2 separate regions of the Homo sapiens genome follow, and region 2 is linked to region 1. Evidence: read pairs that join two places in POLR2A ChIA-PET (ENCODE). Cell type or tissue: GM12878. All regions are shown on one strand.

The links. Peaks named below come from ENCODE experiments on the same cell type or tissue, not always from the same donor. Only the 100,000 strongest peaks of a DNase experiment are listed, where the experiment ranks them.
Region 2: POLR2A ChIA-PET joins it to region 1 with 10 read pairs; 3 of 35 experiments call an interaction of 5 or more read pairs at or near these places.

The regions. Positions count from the first base shown.
Region 1 is chr2:37,851,056-37,853,555 of GRCh38, forward strand. The region is part of intron 2 of PIRAT1 (PU.1 (SPI1) induced regulator of S100A8 and S100A9 alarmin transcription 1); the gene reads right to left. Among named protein-coding and RNA genes, the nearest start is that of PIRAT1, 24 kb to the right of the region's middle. In GM12878, a CTCF peak has its summit at 957; DNase peaks (open chromatin) are centred at 606, 1,006 and 1,501; H3K4me3 peaks cover 330 bases; H3K27ac peaks cover 2,077 bases.
Region 2 is chr2:37,617,562-37,620,061 of GRCh38, forward strand. No RefSeq gene overlaps it. Among named protein-coding and RNA genes, the nearest start is that of CDC42EP3, 53 kb to the right of the region's middle. In GM12878, no CTCF peak of the experiment used is centred here; no DNase peak of the experiment used is centred here; H3K4me3 peaks cover 484 bases; H3K27ac peaks cover 2,232 bases.

The sequences.
Region 1 (2,500 bases):
GCCTCCCAAAGTGCTGGGATTACAGGCGTGAGCCACTGCGCCTGAGATACTGTTAAAACTCAGTTTTACATTTTCCCCTCCAGCTAGTGTGTCTAAGGTAGACACTGGTCAAAACTGTTGATATTCATTATTTGGAAATATAAAAGCAGTCGGTGCTTGTCTTTTCCTGATGTGGCGCATTTCTCAACCAAGCCTGCCTGTTATACTCTCTGTACAACCCTGGCCAAATTCTTTAACCTCCTGAACTGCCTTCCTATTCTGAAGATCAACCCATCTCACAGCACTGCAGGTTAAGAAAGCTCCTGCACAAAACCCTTAAATGTTAGTTCCCTGGCACCGAGAAGTAGGTGGGAAGTTGGCTTAGCCAGAGAAGTAGTAAATTATCTATTCTACCCTTTTGTAGACATTAACTACATTGCTAGAGAAAGAGAACATGCCCTCTTGTTCTTTTTCCTCCTACCGGTCACAGCTTAAATGTCACTTTCTCAGGGAGGTCTGTCTTGGCCACCCTACCCAAAGAAGGTGGTGTCCTGTTTTATTCTTTAGTACATTTCCTGTTATTTCCTCCGCAGTCCTAATCAGGACGTGAGCTTAGTAATTAACTTACTTGTCAAGTTGTTTCTTATCTCCATGCTGCCCCTGTTACATTACCCGAGGTCAGGCCCCTCTCTGTTTTCTCCCTCTTGTATTTCCAGTGCCTTTAAATTTGTACCACTTAAATGTGGTAAATCTTGTTCCTGAAGGTTCCAGGGCCTTGACTTGCATGTTCTTTTCCCTTATTTAAAGAATCTGAAATAAATTATCTACTTAGTTTGGTCCTTCCTGTGGCTGTTTGCTTGCTTTGGCAGAGTGAAAGTGAAATGTATTTTAATTTTTTTTTAACTTTACAGAAGCCATTAATATAAACCACAGAAATGGTGAGTTTCAATACCTGAAGTTCTGTGAATAATTACTGGGTGGAGCTATTCACACAGGCAATTTTCTGCTTTCCCCATGAGATAAAACCCCAAAAATGTGTTACTATAGCAGCCTGTTTCCTTACTGAGACAGAAACAAAGCAACCTATGAATTAACGTCAACCATTCCCCTGTACTGTGTATCCTCCCAGTTCTTAGTCTCAATGTGCCAGCAGATACACCAAATGTTGGGTTAGTGAAATGTCTGACACCTACACATGTGGAATAAAACGTGCATGTACACAAACTATAATTTAGCAGTATCAGTAGTAACTGCAAACTGAAAAAACAAAAAGGAAGTTGCATTTAAACATAGTGGTGGGCAGTCACCTCAACAGCATTGGGAAAGGGCTGTGCCCTAATTTGGGAAAATTTTCTCATTTTCCTGTTGACTTTGGCCCAGCAAAACGAATGGATTCCATTGGGATGCTCCCTGGTGAAAATCCTACCATCCTGAGCAAATTCAATGGCCAGCTCATGTCCAGTTCCTGTCATTAGTCAGGTTTCACATGAACAAGTGTGGTTTTCCAGAGCTAAGTACTTTCCACAGACAAAGCACCATAAAGCCACTTCTGTGACAGTGAAGTGAAGGCAGTGACATGTGGAACCCTTGTGGAATCTAGAGAAAGGGCTCAGAAAGCCCCCTATGCACCCATGGCTGGGCTCCCAAGAGGCCCCATCTAGTCCAAGATGGTTTCTCAGAAGCACTGAATCCAGAAGGCCATTTAGTAAGCAAAGTCATTTCTCATGGCATTGGTCCCTTTAGAAGCATCCTCCAGGTATGTCCAATGGGAGAGGACATGGTGGGACTGACTTAGAGAGACCCAAGTAGAAACTGCCTTTGGGCGGGGTCCAGTGGCTCCAGCCTGTAATCCCAACACTTTGGGAGGCCAAGGTGGGAGGATCACTTAGGCCCAAGAGTTCAAGGCCAGCCTGGCCAACATAGTGAGAACTTGTCTCTACAAAAATTTTTTTAAAAAGTTAGCCAGGTGTGGTGGCACATGTCTGTGACCCCAGCCACTCAGGAGGCTGAGGCAGGAGGATCGCTTGAGCCCAGGAGGTCGAGGCTACAGTGATCTGAGATCATGCCACTGCCCTTCAGCCTGGGTGACAGAGCGAGACCTCCATCTCTAAAACGCAAACAAACAGACAAACAAAAAACCCAAACCTGCCTCTGAAGAGCAGATCTTTGCTCCTCAAAGTGAGCCAGGACCCACAGCATTACATTTCTGATGCAAAGCCGCAGGCCCACGCCAGACCTGCCGACTGAGAAACTGCATGTTCACAAAAACCCACAAGAGTCATGAGCCTAGTGAAAGATGAGGCACACTTGCTGATTTTGTAGATGCTCAAAATAAACTTTGTAGAAAAATAGGCCTGGCAAATATGAGCTCATGGAGGAGAGGAATGGTGCTTTACTCTTTTTTTTTTTTTTTTTTTTGAGAGGAGTCTCCCTCTGTTGCCCAGGCTGGAGTGCAGTGGCGCAATCTTGGCTCACTGCAAGCTCCGCCTCCTGGGTTCACGCCATTCTCCTGCCTCAGCCT
Region 2 (2,500 bases), 230 kb before region 1:
GGAGCTAAACTCAGGTTTGCAGGAGTTAGCATTACTTCTTCACCATGGAAAAGAAAAACAAGGACAGGTGGTTGCATAAAGGACCCAGTGATTAAATCGAAAGCACCTGTGAAAACTCAAAGTCAATATTTTCTTTAAAGGAAGGGAGTGTACACAATCATGGTTGTTTAAGTTAGCTACCATAGCAGAAATGACCTGAATATCAATGATTGGCTTCAGCTGCTCAGCACGTCCTTCGGGTCGAAAAGTTGGGCAGTGGCCTCTGCCAACTTGTTTTTAATGAGATATCCTAATATTTTGAACAACATTGCTATGCTTCTATTTCTACCTTAATGAAAACAATGATATCACTTATACTTATTAAGCACTAGCCATGCATCCAGCACAGAACTAAATATTTATATGGATTATCTTGATTAAACTCCTCACAATAACCCTATGAAGTAGCTGCTATTTTCACGAATAGATGATAAAACAGAGGCTTAGAGACAATCTGCCCACAGTCATATAGTTTGTAATTGAGTCAACCCATGGCTGTTGTGACTCCAAAGTCCATGCTCTTACTTAGTATTGCCTGCCTGTCTTCATCAGTTGGGTAGAAGGTAACTTCTAAGTTTGTGTGTGTGTTGGTGGCAGGGGTTGGTGTTTTTTTTTTTTTTTCCCTTCCCAGGTGTTTGTTATCACAATGATTTTCACAATTCCATGTCCTGTTCCTGTGCTCTCTGTGGTGTTGACTGCATCAGTGGGAGCTTAGCTGGGGCACCTGAGTTCTCCTCCAGGTGTCCTCTGTGAGTGGTGTCTCATCCTCCAGGGCATCTCCACATGGCTTCTCTCCAGCAGAACAGCCTAGTCTTCCTCACAACATGGCAGCTGGGATCCAAGAGGGAGCTTAACCAAGAAAACAAACCCCTTTTCCAATTGCTTATATTAAGCCTCGCTTGCTAAAGTCTCATTGGCCAAATCAAGTCACATGATCAAGCCCAGATTCAACGCAGGAGAGAACTTTACCAGGGGTAAATATCAGGAAGTGTCATTCATTGGCGAAGCCACAGTAGAACAGTCTATCTCATTAGTAATAATAGTAATGATATCTTTCATATATTGAGCACTTACCATGTGCTAGTCAGTGTGTTATAGGCTTTACAAAATTATTTTAATCATCATAGTAACCCAACCTATCAGCTTGGTTTTATTCCCATGTTATAGGAGAGGAAACTGAAGCTCAGACTAACCTGATAAAATGACAAGAGTGAATTCAAACACTGATCATTCTAAGTTCCCGATCCAAGAGATAGAAATATGGTATACAGAAAATGAAAAAAAATTTTTTTTTCGTATAATGATAGCCCTTGGAATTCATAAGGAAAAAAATAAAGGTACTAGTCAATGACTTTAATGCTCAGTAGGTAGCATGTTTAGGGGCCTTCCTGCCTCAAGACTAATTCTCTTGTATTTGCAGCCAGCCTTTCTAATTCTGGTATTTTGAATGGAGAACAGTCAATAAACAAAATTGGGTATAATTAGGCTAATCAAAATGTGAAATAATATAGTGTAACTTTTCTTTTAATCAGCCTCTTGTTTTATTCTTTGGCTAAATGAGCTGGTCTTTCCTCTGGCTGTGTTTTCAAAAAGTTCTGCTCCAAACCATTTGGCAAGCAGTGAGCTGGAGAAAGAACGAAGGGGAAGGGTCTATACCCTATAATGATGCAGATTTCAAAACATAGCTTGGATTTTTGGAAAATCCCTTCATGAGCATGAAAAATACAACAACTATGTTCAGATGCTTTTGCCAGCTGAAAACCACCATGACACTTGAGATCAGTTGCAAACGTTCTCTCCTTCCCCACCAGCACCCAGGGCTGTGGTCCAGGCAGTGAACACAGTGTTTGGCCTGTCCCAGGCCTAAGGGTGTATGAAGTGTGGGCATTGTTGGGTGAGCTTGGCTGGGAGGGCAGTGCCTCAATGCAAGGGAATCATGTGGAAAGATTCATGGAAATTTATATTAAAATATGATACCTCCAAAAATAATTTCTTGCAAGCAGCAAGAATTAACGCATTGTGAAACAAACAGAGCTTTCACTATTAACTTCAGGGAAGAAAAAAAGGGAGGGTGGCTGGCTCAGTGGAAAATATCGGCTGTAAGCTGTGATTTTTTTTTTCTTGCCTTTCCCATGCTAGATGGCACTAATTGAAGAGCTCAGTTGTTTGGGGAGGGGGTTTTTGGAGGAATGTAACATGATCACGTGATTTTTGGTGCATCGTGGGGTCCCTATTTTATTTTCACTGTTAACTCCACCATTGTTTTGGTCTTTGAGGTAATTTTAAATTTTAAGCTGATTGCATGATTTTTCTGGAAGTCAACACTCGGAGAAAAGGCTGATTTGGAGGGCCTGCAGAAGTGCTGGGGTGGGTGTTGACAGATCTGAGTGACATTTGCATGGTATTTCCCTGTGTCACCCCACCCCTGCCACCCTTAATCACCCTAGTGGCAGTGGTTTAA